2 separate regions of the Mus musculus genome follow, and region 2 is linked to region 1. Evidence: chromatin contacts called from ENCODE Hi-C or POLR2A ChIA-PET data. All regions are on one chromosome and are shown on one strand. Each heading gives the region's core, a stretch centred on a gene start or an enhancer-like site at or near the end of the contact. The rest is flanking DNA. Distances are from core to core; before and after follow the strand shown. Region 1 has its middle 3.8 kb from the start of Gm26839. Region 2 overlaps Foxn3 (forkhead box N3).

Evidence for each region. Hi-C counts contacts between places; a loop is a spot of excess contacts on that map. ChIA-PET counts read pairs that join two places held with the same protein, here RNA polymerase II (POLR2A).
Region 2: a map of v-Abl transformed pro-B cells shows a loop between it and region 1 (3-fold over the local background). The contact joins two enhancer-like sites. A Hi-C loop is called at or near these places in 2 of 37 maps with a recorded cell type or tissue (T-helper 17 cell and v-Abl transformed pro-B cells). POLR2A ChIA-PET finds 5 or more read pairs at or near these places in 1 of 5 experiments (Patski).

What each region holds. Positions count from the first base shown.
Region 1 is chr12:99,556,584-99,563,449 of GRCm38, forward strand. It overlaps a transcript of Foxn3 not described here. Among named protein-coding and RNA genes, the nearest start is that of Gm26839, 3.8 kb to the right of the region's middle. Within about 2 kb of position 4,377, at least 2 of the 3 ENCODE cell types and tissues checked have a DNase peak (open chromatin) inside an H3K27ac peak, as active enhancers do.
Region 2 is chr12:99,308,262-99,315,037 of GRCm38, forward strand. All of the region lies in intron 3 of Foxn3 (forkhead box N3), which reads right to left. It overlaps Gm46371 (a long non-coding RNA gene), which reads right to left. Exons shown (of 2, transcript XR_001780668.2): 1 at 3,218-6,776; 2 at 831-1,753. Among named protein-coding and RNA genes, the nearest start is that of Gm46371, 19 kb to the right of the region's middle. Within about 2 kb of position 3,253, at least 1 of the 3 ENCODE cell types and tissues checked has a DNase peak (open chromatin) inside an H3K27ac peak, as active enhancers do.

The sequences.
Region 1 (6,866 bases), core at 3,127-5,626:
CCCAATATGGCCAACGTTGCCTAGAGAAAGCTGTTGTTTCTTGAGAGAGTTCTATATGCTTAATAAAGTCTCAAGACAAGACACAATGGTTTTAGTTCAGAGTTGGTTATTAACTCATCAGTAGTGCTTTGCTGATCTCATTTTAAAGTCTAACTATTTATTTATTTATTTTATTTTGAGTTTCTCAGTGTAGCCCCAGGGGTCCTAGACCTAGCTCTATACACCAGGGTGGCCTTGAACTCAGAGATACACCTGCCTCTGCCTCCCAAGTGCCGAGGTTAAAGGTGTGAGCCACCACTACCACCACGTGGCTCACCTGCACAACTATTAAGTTTGTTAAATCAGAACATTTCAAGGCACAAAGAGATCTTTCTGGGTTTCTAAATCGACCTTGAATGACATGCTAAAATCCCTCTTCCAAGCGGAGCTTGCTTACTCCAGATCTTTGCTTCTGTACTGGACACACACTGGCTCACACTTTGCAAAGCCCTCAGGGACAGCCACAGCAGCCTCCTGGTAACAGTTGGGCATCCTTCTGTTAACAAAGCAAGCCCTTCGTCTGAGTACGTAGTTCATTTGATAGAGTGCCCGCTATGCACAAAACCCTGGGCTCAATCCCCTCACCATACAAAGCCCGCATGAGGGTACATATCTGTAACCAAGCAGGGAGGTCAGGGGTTCAAGGCCATCCTTGACCTCATAGCAAGTTCCAGGCCATCCGAGGATACACGAGGCCCTGTCGTAAAACCAAAGCGACAAAACAATCAAAACCAAACACAAATCCCGAGATTATTGAGATGTAGCGCCCCACTCCAAAGCAGAATGGCTCTGCCATGCAGAATGGGCTCGGAAGGTTCCACTGGCTTGCCGGACTCGACACACTCCTTCCTTCCTTGAAAGGCGGGTGGGAGGAGGCCTTAAACAGCCTACCCATGAAAAGCTTTATTCAGCGCAATTCAATAACTGAAAGTTACCCACAATCATTTCCATCCACTACTGCGGCCGACAATTTTGTGCTCTCTACTAGTTTCATCTTTTAGAGGAAATGCTTTCTTTAAAAAAAAAAATGGTTGGAAGCTCTGTGGCTTCCTCCAACACTGATTATTTTAATCATGATCTCCAGCCCCATGCAGACAGTGGGAGCTGGGCAAGCACAATACAAGGAACGGGAGAAGGGAGAGCAGGAGCTCCGCGTCCTTTTTTTCTTCTAGACTCCCCAGCTGTGTGACCTCCGAGGATCAGTGCCAGGAGATTGGCTGTGTCTCTCAGAACAATCCAACTCCCTACAGCTTGCTGGGGTCTCTGCTGCCGTCTCCATACCTCTGGCTCAGCTCATGGATGTGTGGAAATCAAGGGTAAGGCTGGAGAGATGGCTCAGAAGGTTCCAAAGCTGGCATGAGCTCCTACTTGGTGCTCAATAGAAGTCAGAAACCAATCCCTAGAACCCATCCTGTGCTAGAACCCGGCCTCCACGTGCACAGCTGCTCTTACATCACACACGCCAATAACGATATAAGAATAAAGAAAAGCATTTAAATGCTACCTAAAAGTCCCCGCTACCAGTTGTATCTGGAACACAAGGGGGACCTGAGCAGAATCTACATAGAATCTACACTGTTTCAGGATATTCTCATAGTAGAAGAGATAACCGAGTCTATTTGATGATAATTCAAATATCATCTGCGTGTTATCACCTGACGACACACGTTGAGTCCTCCAAGCCAATGCACACAGCTCAGCAGAGCGTCCCTTCCTAGTTGACGCTATATGAGCTCTCTCCATCCCTGACAGAACCACACCGAAAGACACTAAAGCCAAGCCTCCCAGCAAGTTGACAGTGGACCACCTTGGTCACGCCCACATGCCATTCCTATCACTTATAAAGGAAGCCTGCATTTTTACACCCCTAAAAAAGACTTTGCCCCTCTCTCATTAGAACAAGCCTGGGACTTTGTCATGCAGTGACTGGTCAGATCTTTCTCTGGGTTCCCAGTAGTTTCTCAGGATGTGTGGTGAGACATAACGGATTGTTACCTTTCGCCTCCCCCTCTCTCTGAGAACAAAGGTCCTCTGAAATCGCCCAGGCAAAAGTTCTTTTTAGCTGAGTTGGCATAGGGCCCTGAAGGCAGTTTCCTCTGGCTTCCTTAGGAGAATATTTGGGCCATTTAAAAAGCAGTGGGTTTGCAACTATGTTGGCAGAGTTCTGAGTTCTAGTGCTAGCCCCAGGTGCTGCCTGGAGGGCGGTCACCACCTCTGGGCTCCTGGTTCCCCTAGAGTAGCTAGCTCTTCTTTGATTCCATTCAGCTATCAGGATCTTGCTTAAGATTCTACTTGGTGCTAACTATAAAACAAAAACGATGCCTAAGAAAACGTGTGTGTGGGCCATTCCAATAGCTGGTTCTATTATGGGGGTCTATGTACTTACAGCCTATAAAGAGGCTTGCCCTTCCTCCTACCCCTCCAGAATATGGAACATTCATGAATTGAAGCAATTAAACATGAGATTATCCAAAGTTAAAATAGTGAAATAAATAATGATTTCAAGTAGTAGATGCTTTCAAAGTTGTGATGTTTCTCTCTCAAGCGCCTTTTTACAGACCCACACCTACCTTGTGCTTCCGGCTACCAGCAAGGTTGGCACATACCTGAAATATGTTCTTTATGAATTTCCCCCCCTCAGAAGCAAGCAGAGAAGGACAGTCCTCTCCCTCTCTCCTTCCCTTCTTCCCTCCTTTGGCATTTGATTGGTATTCTGAAACTACTGTTAAAAATTTGGCACAGCCATCCAAACAGTGCCAGCTTGAATGATTCTATCAGTGACTTTCTGACAACTGGGAATGAGCTAGGACTTCATTGAGCACCTTGCTCATTTGTATTGGTGAACGAAGCTGTACCTGACAGCGTAAGGATTAATTCTTCCAATTCTAAAGTCAAAACGGAAATTCACGGAAGTGCCAGTGATTTGAAGCAGGCTCATCGTTCGTACAACTCATGGTCACCTCCTTTGAACTGAGCAAACTCTGGGGCAGGCTGGAGCGAGTCAAGGTAGATTCTGGAAACTAACAAGTCTCATTCACTTCCTTCAGTTTGTAAAAACAAGCAACTGTCAGGTTTCCTGCCAATGGCAGTTTGCTGTACTTGCAGATAACTTCTCAACAGGAAATCCTTTGCTGAGAGGGACCAGTCATGCCATCAAGTCCCGGAGCACCAAATATTTGATAACGTGGGATCGTGAACTACACCCGTAATCGGATCATGGACACTACATGGCTCTAAGCTATTTGCTACACCATCAATATAGGATATTAAATAAGCATTAAGACATATTTAGGAACTCTTTCATCTCTCCCCCCACTCCTTGAGGCAATCAGTTGAGAAAAACAAGGGAGATGTGATATTCTTTTAGAAGTACCAAACTGCAATTTAAATAAAATTTAAAACCTTTTTAAGAAAAGGGTCCAGTGCAGTGCTAAATATACCACATATGGAGAGAAGTTATTTGAAACACAAATATAAAGACCTTGAAATTAAGGAGTCTGGCAGGGTGGGGGTGGTGTACACCTTTAATCTCAGCATTTAGAAGACAGAGGCAGGTGGATCTCTGTGAGTTTGAGGCCAGCCTGCTCTACAGAGTGAGTTCCAGGACAGCCAGGGCTACACAGAGGAATCCTGCCTTAAATAAATAAATAAATAAATATTTTAAAAGGGGTGCTGGAGAGATGGCTCAGTAGTTAAGAGGTCTCTTCCAGAGGGCCTGTGTTCGGATCCCAGCACCTACACGAGAGGGCTCACAACAGTCCGGAACTTCAGCTCCAAGGACTTCTGGTATGTGTCCACACCCACATGCAGATACATACACCTAAGCATAATTAATAATAATAAATACTAAAAAAAAAAAAAACCACCTTACCATTTAAAGATTGTCATGGATACAACAGGTCAAATTCTAGCCACTGTGTTGATTGTTATATCGACAAGTTTTACTGAAGCACCTCAAAGTCAAAATTTAGGAGAGGTATGTTTGGTTATTCTCTGCTTAGCAAAATGAGTGAAAAGGGGGCGCTGGAGGAGGTGACTAAACTTTTCTCCTTGGTATTCCTCACCATGAATAAGATATAGCTGATATGTGTGCTAACGGCCTGGAGGACCGCCCCACCCACCCAAAATAGCCTCAATAAAAAAACCAAAAACAAAAACGGGAAAGCACCGCTCTCCATTCACGGGAGAGGAAATGCATCTAATCAACTGGGCAGTCATATTTGCAGTCTGGAAATGGTCCTCGCTCCACTTAGGAGCACCTCCTCCCCCTGCTCAGCCACCAAGAACACCCTGCCCTTTGCTCCCCTGAGCACCAGGCATAGCCCAAGGGAACCTGTCCAACCCCCCAGAGACCTTCATGATCAAACACCTCAACTCCACCTGGAACCGGCTTGCAAGCCCGGAAACACTTCATAACGCCTTTGCCAAATGACCCTGCCTCCGCTGGCTGCATTCTGGTCTCTAAGTCTGTAAAAAAGGACTTTTGTTCTAACAGGAGAGACACACCTCTAGAAGCAGACACATAGTTCTACAATTAATGGCTCAAATGTACTCTTTGCAGCCTTCCTCTTGCTTAACTCAGAGGATCCAAAATGCTAAGTAAGCATGAACGCTCACACTGGCTTTCAGGCTCTTCCCTGAACTATTTTCAATAAAAATACAGTTATGAAATCCAGAGGGCTCTGTTTTTTGGTTGTTGTTGTAAAATGACCTTGGTTTGACAGGCATGGTCTCAGGTTTCAACAGATGTTGTGGGAAAGCTAACAGAAGCCAGCAAGTTCTCCAAGCATCTGTGATGACATGCAGGGCTTTTTTTTTCCCCCCTAAGTGGTGGTCATGGTAGTGAATGCATGTGTGGTGGGGGTGGGGTGGGGTTACACTTCTCAGTTTCTATGACAACCATGTCTCCATTCCTGGGTTACTAGATACCATCTACTTCCTGTGTCTAAATATTTAAACCAATCAGAAAAGTGTTTATACGGTTAACAACTTCTGGGACCCAGCTTCTTTAATGAGGCACTTTAAGGCTCAAATGAAGATGTCCAGAGAGGCTGCAGGCTGTCTTATAGAGATCCCGCTTCATCCCCTATCTCTAATTCTGCCTTCTGTGGTAAAAGACCCCCCCACCCCCGCCCCTTCTTGGATGTGAATTGTATTCTGCTCAAAGCAGACGCCACAATTTCTTGCAATAGTCTGCAAGCTGATCGGGATTGCTTGCCTTTCATTGTCTGTTTTCCCTTCCACTGTCTAAAGACTTAGATTTAGCGCGAGAAACATACTAATTCACAAGGCACTTAAATTATCAAAGTAATGATACAGTTAAGCTTCCATCTGTTGGTGTAGCTATTTAAATGCTCAGATGAAAAAAAAATTAGGAAAAATTAATTCCAAGTTGAGCAACTTTGCATCCTACAACTTATGGAGAGAAATCACTGTGAAGCCCCACATCTATCAGTGCGAGCTAGAAGCTGACATCTGCAGAGAAATTTGTCACCAAAATGGCCTACTTTATCTGGATAGAAACAACAACACAAAATTAAAGATAAAGACACCCAGAGCGAGCCAGATGCACCCAGATCAAAAGAGAAACCAGGCAGGAACCCATGTACAAGCCGGCAGATCTGAAATTAAGACGAGGTTTTAAAAGACGGTTTCGGGTGACTGTTTTCCTAAGTCCCCATCAGACTGACCAATCAGTGTGAGAGTTAGAGCGGGCTCCAGACATTCGTGCAGTCTTCAGGGCTCTCTGCACCCTCAGAGCTGCTCCCCCTGGCTAAGGCAGAGCTGGAGATCAATGGAAAAAACAGGGAACAAAAGGGAAATACTGATGTCTTCCTCAGCTCCGAGAGCCATCCCCATTTTCCTCAATGAGCCGGTAGCACCCAGCCTACAACAGCGCCACGGGGAGCTTCCACCAGCCCGGTCCAGTCCTTTCCGGGCTGGCAGTTTCGCCTTCGCAATCCTGTGTCCCAACGCTAGCATAACCTGGTGACGGAAGGCTCCCGGAGCCCAACCAATTGAAACTAATAAATTAAATAAATTAATAACCCCCACGATTAAAAGCTCCCAAGAAAGACCGCGTTCCCCTTTCCCAAATGTCATTCCCAGACTATAAACAAAGCATGAAAAATAGTCTCCCGGGCTAGGAATCTGGTTTTTTTTTTTTTTTTTTTTTTTTTTTTTTTTTTTTTTTCTCCTCAATGCAACGTTTTTCTCCAAAAACAGAAACACTCCTGCTTCCTTCAATGGACATTCTGGTTTGTCCATGTCACGCCGGGATATGAAGCTCCGGTATTTGAAAAAGAGGTTTAAACTGCCCATAGACACTCTGTTTATAATTGATAGCAAAACAGTTACGACAGCGATGCTGTAACTCTGCCCCAGCCAAACTCCACATTTAACACGTTAGTTCCTTGAAAATACAAGTCATGCCTGAGGACCCTCCAGAGCCGCCTCCCTCCGAAGTCATTAACGGAATTACATCAATTATTCGGTAATTTTTATAAATATCCATTGTCTGCTAATTTTTTAAATTAAAATGTAAACCCAGCTATCTACAAATTCCAGAAAAAAACTTTTCTTTCTTTTCTTTCTTTCTTTTTTAAATGAACTTACTTTTGAGACAAAAACTAATGAAAATAACCAACTCGCCATCCCTGGATCTTTCCCATTCTGGGCTGCATGCTATAAATCAATCCAAAACTAGGAGCACAGATGGGGGCGGACACCTTAAGATAAAAAGCCAAGGGTGCCCCCCAAAATGGGCAGCCTGGGCAGCGAGGCTCGGGGTGACAATGCTAACCCGGGCAGAGGCTCGCTAGGCAGCC
Region 2 (6,776 bases), core at 2,003-4,502, 250 kb before region 1:
ATGGCATCTGCAGATTACATAAGATTAAATTTTTAGTACCCAGAAATAAAACTTTAGTGGACACAACAAACTTGAGTGTGCATGTATGTGTGTGTGTGTGCTAATTTTATACTATATATTTACTATTTTACTCTTTATAGAAAAAGCCTACAGACGCCTACAGTGAGGGGGGAAAAAGAGGCTAGTTCTTGGAGACAGAAATTGATTTTAGATGAACTTTAAACATAACAACTGAAACAAAGCAAACAACCCATTTGCCACCGTGAGGCCCCTAGTCTGGGCTGCTCGGAGAATGCATTATTCAGTGACTGCACTACCAGAATTCCCAGAAAATAGTCCCCATGGAATGCTAATTTCATTACTATTAAATTTCATAATCATGACTTGGAATCCATCTCCTTTCAGCTAACCCAACCCTCCCTCCACCTCCGCACATACAAATTCAAACTGTTTTTGCTTCGACTGTCTCTCTCCTCCCTGCTGTTATGAATGGAACAATCTGGGGGCTCCTTAGATCATCTGTGTAAATCTACACCAGTGTTTAAGTGGAAATAATTCTGGTTGTTCAAATCAAAGCATGCAGACTGTTTTCAGGGCTGAGGGGAGTATGGAATCAATTACGGTGGGTGTGTGAGTAAGTCTGCCCACTAGCTAAGGCTAGACAGAGCGTGAGCCCCTTGAGGAAGTCGGATCAGAAGAAGGTGTGGGCATGCTCACGCTCGCTCGCTGATTTTGTTGCTCTGTCCTTTGGGTGCCGCGCTTAACACTGCTTGCAGCTTTTCCTGTAGCTCCCTAGTTGCTTGACTTTTGCCTCATTGCCTCATTCTGGTGTGTGTGTGTGTGTGTGTGTGTGTGTGTGTGTGTGTGTGTTTAAGTGAGACAGGTGGACCTTTCTCAAGCTCGTCCCCACCCTAGTTTTTGGGACAGTACCTCAAGGAGTTCTCCAACCTGGCTAACAGGGCTGGTCAGGCCCCAAACATCCTGTTTCTGCTTTCCCTGTGCCAGGATGACAAACCCACAAACCTGGATCTGGCTTTTAGGAGGGTTCTGGGAATGGCTCTCACACCTGCACGCAGCGTCTCACCCTTGAGCGAGCTCCTCAATCCCAACATACATGTTTTGGATGTATTTTGCATGTATTCTGCATGTATTCTGCATGTTCACAATGAGATTACCCAAACCATCCCAATCCCACTGCCAACCAAACCTTTAAGGAGTGCTATCTTTTAAGCCATCTAGGATCACTTAGGAATAATCCTATAGTAATCACTGATCAGCAGAAAACCAGCTCACCTTTTGCCGATACACATAACCCTTGGGTGCAGCACACTGGCATGAGAAAGAGAGAAAAGACTGCCAGACCCTGTCAGTATTCAAGACCACAGCACTTCTAGAAGATCCAAATGGACAATGAGAAATTGTATTTATTCTCCTGCTTATAAATGACAGAACTACTCGTCCTAAGATGGTTGTGAATCTTCTAGACTTAGCTGAGGATACCTCCTTGCTCTGTTTTCAGCAGGCCCACCATGCTGGCTGAAAGAATGGCAGTATTTCCAGTCTGCAGTGGGAAGGGCTGCTAGGAGGGCTGAGGACACCTGGTGAGCGAGCACACTGCTCTCCTGAGGCCGGTGGCACACCTCTTACCACACATGCCTACACTGATGGTCAAGCTGCCCAGCAACTGGGAGAACCGATGAGCAGATCACAAAAGGCACCCGTTTCAAATAACCAGTGACCTACCTAGCTTGGCCTGGAAAAAAAAAAAAAAAGAGACACCCAGAAACCTGAAGGTCAGTTATCTCCTACAACTCTGAGGAGGAAGTGCATGCAGAAAGCACTGGAGGCCAAAAGGCAGCTGGGATCTGAAGGGGAAGCTAGGGTGCAAGCAGAGGGGCTCAGCTTGTAGAGAAAACAACGGTGTCACGGCAGAGGGCAGGCACAAACAAGCACGCCCTGAGATGGGTCCCAGAAGCCTGGACACCTGTTCCCTAGCTGTGAGCATACACACTGGTCTGAGCATACACATTGTTCTGAGCAGACACACTGGTGTGAGCAGACACACTGGTGTGAGCAGACACACTTGTCCGAGCAGACACACTGAGCACATGTGTGCAATGTCCCAGATGAATATTCCAGCCCTGCTTATTATTCCCTTATGTAGGATAGTTTAAAAGTTTCTTTTACAGAAGACCCCAAACTACAAAGTCAGGTTTGAGGGTCCCCCACCAGGGTCACCCCTTTATAGGCCATTCTACTTCACTAGGTCTCTCCCGTGTGAGAGGCTTGGGATTACTGTAGCTCCTGTGGATCAATATTCTAGGACCCCAAATCTGTGCTTCTGGAAGTGCTCTAGCATGCTCCATCTGTCCTGGACCTCGTCACAGCCCTATAGAGGACAGAAACAGGGAGGCCCCAAATCTAAGCCCCAGCCTCTCCCATCACACAGGAGATGCTGATAATATACGTGTGTGTGTGTGTGTGTGTGTGTGTGTGTGTGTGTGTTCATGCTCGTGCGTACGCGTGCATCTCATGGCACAATCTATGCTTTAACTAATGTAAAGGAACTCAAAAGCTTCGTTTACTGGTTCGGGGCAGGGAAGGGCGGAGCCACAGATGAGCCAGGAGCGGTGGAGATGGCTTTCTATGCAGTTTTCCCAGCAACAGCGGGAGTTAGGTTGGAAACATGGTCCAAACCATAAAACTGAATTTTGTAAACATGGGCATCTGAGTTTGGATTCCTGGCTGTTTCGAACGAGCAAGATGCCTCAGTGTCATCTCAGTGTAAAACTCGGTGTCATTACAAAGTCTGTAATGTCAGATTACACGTGCGGCGTTTCCAGTGTGGGGATATCCAGACGATGCAGACCCTTGTGGGAAAGTCTACCACATGACTGAAAGAATAATGGTGACTAGGAAACACAAGGAGGGCTCTCAATCCCTGCAAAGATTACAGGAAAAAAAAGTGGCCCACCAGCTCAGCTTCAGGAATGAATGTAGATTCTATTCCAGGGCTTATAAGGATGAACCCAGGCTTTAGAATTCACCAAAAGCTGTCTCAGCTCCACTTGTTCCCCTGATGCAGAGAAGACAGTTTTTCTATTTCATCCACATAATGGAGACACACCAGCATCTAGGCCGCCATGCTGTTAGCATTTCATTTACAGACTTAGCATAGCACCCAGCTTAAAGTCAGGGTCACAGATGTTACCAGCACCTGCAGCAGCCATCTGCCAATATGCTCTGTGCCAGGGCCCATGATCTTCCCCTCAGCTGCCCTGTGGGCTAACTGCTCAAAGCCACGACTTTAACAAACTGCTCTCAGCTGAAGATTCCAAGAGGCCACAGAGTTCCAAGATAAATGGTTGACAGTGTAAAAGCCTGGTCTTCTGGTCCCAAGGGGGATTTGCTGGTGTAATTACACTCCAGTCGAGGCCAAGGCTCAACTTTAGGCCTTCTTTGCTTGGTCTCTCTTCATCTGCTGTGTTAGTCCCTTCCCTGACCCCCAATACTCCCTCAGCAAATCCCTCACATGCAAACCTGGCTCAGGCTCTGCTCCTAGAAAATCCAACTCAAGATTTGACTGAAATGACTATTTTTATTATCAGGCAAAGGTGCCAAGTCTCAGCATGTTTACTGAGGCACAGTTATAATACCAATTTACAGAGAATAACCTAAATCTACATATGGGGACATTAAACATGGGGCATAAAAGAGCATCTCACACGTTAATGTTGATGCACATGGCACACTCTTGAGGGAAATATTCACACTCCAAAGTACCACCTATTTTATTCATAAACCATGTATGTAAAGGTACAGTAACTTATTAACAGGTAGTCCATACCAGGTTGTCTCTCTCTTTGCCTGCAGATCAGGATGTTTAAGCTCATAGTCACTTCCCCAGCACCATGCGGGCCTCTATGTCACCATGCTGCCCACCATGATGGCCATAGACTAACCCTCTGAAACTGTAAGCAAGCCCCCAATTAAACACTTTCTCCTGTAAGTAGCCTTGGTCATGGTGCCTCTTCACAGCAACAGAACAGTGACTAAGACAATCCATGTTGGTAATAGTGCTATTCTCAGTACCCAGGAACAGTCCAAGGAAGTGCTGCTCGCTGAGTAACTGGAACACACATACAAAGGGAGCATTAGCTTTGAAAGGGAAGAAAATCCTGACACCTAGCTGCTATAGCATGTACAGATCTCAGAGGCAGTAAGAAGCCAGCCAGGCGTGAAGAAGTCAGTACTATATGATCGGATGAGATGCCTACTGTGGTCAGACACGGAAATAGAAAACAGAATGGTGGCTGCCTCAACCAGATCGCATCAGTTTTAAAGGTGAGAAAGTTCTAGAGGTCATATGAACAATACCGCAAGTACACTCAACATGACAGAACCATACACATGGTGGTCAGACATGGCAGGGTCCACCTGTGTTCCCCACACTTGAAAGATAGAAACAGGAGGATATAGGGCTCGAGTTTCTAAGCTGACAACACAGTGAGTCCCAGTCCACCTTGGGCTGAGATCTGAGACCCAATATCCCCCCATCCCAAAATAAACACAAGTGATTATGGGATCTTCTGCTATATATTATTTGACTACAATTTTAAAATAAGAAAAAATTAATAGTTTTCCTGTGATGTAAAACAACATGGAAATAGGGGTGGTTTTAGAGTGTTTTGTGTTCCTCCACCTGACTACTCTACACGAGCATGAGCTAAGGTTTGAACACGCTGTGCTTCACACAGACTCATGTATTGTGTAACTGGCTCCTAGCTATTGCCATTCTTTTGAGGGGTGATGTAACTTCAGAAGGTGGGGAAGGTAGTTCATTGGTGACATACCCTAAAAAGAGATACCCCTGCCCACCCCCTCCATTCTTAGCTCCAAGATAAGCAAATCTGCCAGGCCACATCCTTGGTGTCATGGTCTGCCTGACCATGGCCCAGAAACAGCAGAAACGACTACCATGAATGGGAACCTCTGAAACAGTGAGTCTAACTTACATCTCCATTGTGTTTCCCTACATAGTGGTCCAAGTTGCACTTAAACTCAGGACCTCCCTAACTCCATCTCCTGAGTCCTTGGATTGTTATACTATAATCACTTCCCTCTTGAGTTGTCTCCTAGAGCAACCAAGTCTGTACACTAACTTACTGATCAGAACATTCAGTAAAGCTATTTTATTTCTGGGGAAATAGAGATAAATTACAAAAGGATAGATACTTGGCTACACTAGGATCAGTACTTGCCGGGCAATGGTGGCGCACGCCTTTAATCCCAGAACTTGGGAGGTAGAGGCAGGTGGATTTCTGAGTTCGAGGCCAGCTTGGTCTACAGAGTGAGTTCCAGGACAGCCAGGGCTACACAGAGAAACCATTTCGAAAAACAAACCAAATCAACCAACCAAACAAACAAAAAATCAGTACTTTAGGGTTGGGGGTTGGAGACGGGCCATGTGTAGGTCTAGGTTTGCCAGCTGTGGCCCATTAGAATGCCCAGGTTGCCCAAAATGTCTTCTAATTCTCTTTCTTTTACTGGGACCAATTCTAGGCTCTCTCCTACACTACGCAAGTACTCTGCAACTGAGTTACATCCTTAGATTCCTGCCCAAATTTTCTTAGTTTGTTCATTATTCTTGAGTACTTAACAAGTATTGGACAGTACACAAAGGTAGGGAGGGACATATTGTGGCCAAGATGAGCTCAGTTCCTGTTTCCTGTGTACCTGAGAAGACAGAAGACCCAAGATGAGCAGGATACTGTGGGCCTCTCTGGTTCTATGCCAAGCCTCAAATACACACATACACACACACACACACACACACACACACACACACACACACGAACATGTGCACACACAGAGACACATGTACACACACATATGCACATGTGGACATACGAACACACGCACACGCACAGACTGATAGTATCACCTCATACTTGGTGATGTCCTCAGCCAAGAGCCTGCACCACAGGAAGGACTCCCAGATACCACAGCAGGAAAACGTGTTCCACCTGACACAGCCATCTCAGACTTTTGGTCTAAACTTCATTCACAGAATAGAATTTCATTCTTGCTGCAGTTTGATTCTTCCTCTCTGTTTGGATAAGATGCCACCTCGCAACAGGTTCCCACTAGGGAACCACATCCAGAAAACTAGCCATCTCCTCCAGTTGTTTCCCTGACACATTTGATATCAACTAAACCCCATCACTGGCTTTGTCAAAGAAGAAGGGATGATAAAGGTGTCTGGCCCAAGGCATAGCCTTATCCTAAGTCTCACAGACTATCCATCCACTCTGCTTACTTCTTCCCCTACCTAGCCTATCCTAGGCTTTCTAAACATCGGCCTACAAACACAGCTATTCCCTCAATTCTGTTCTCTTGGTATAACCCAAGACAACATTTTTAATGAGTTAGCACAGTTAATCACCAGATATATTTAACACTAGAACCCCCGATATACAGAACATTAAATCACTGCAAGTCAGATAAAACCAGATGTTATCTAATCCATCCACTTTGCTGAAGGTCAAAGTTAACAGGTGGCTGACCCAGCTGAAGCACTGGGGTCCTGGGTCTCTCTGTATGCCACTATTCTGTTGTCTGCGTACTTGACTGCACTGCACACTAATGCCCACTCACTGTCAGAAGAACAAACAACAGGCAGATCTAGAACTTGTTGGCATTTGAGAACTGAGATACATTCAAGAATGGAAAGAAGACACAGCCCGGGCTCAGACAACTGCGGGGGATTTGAGATG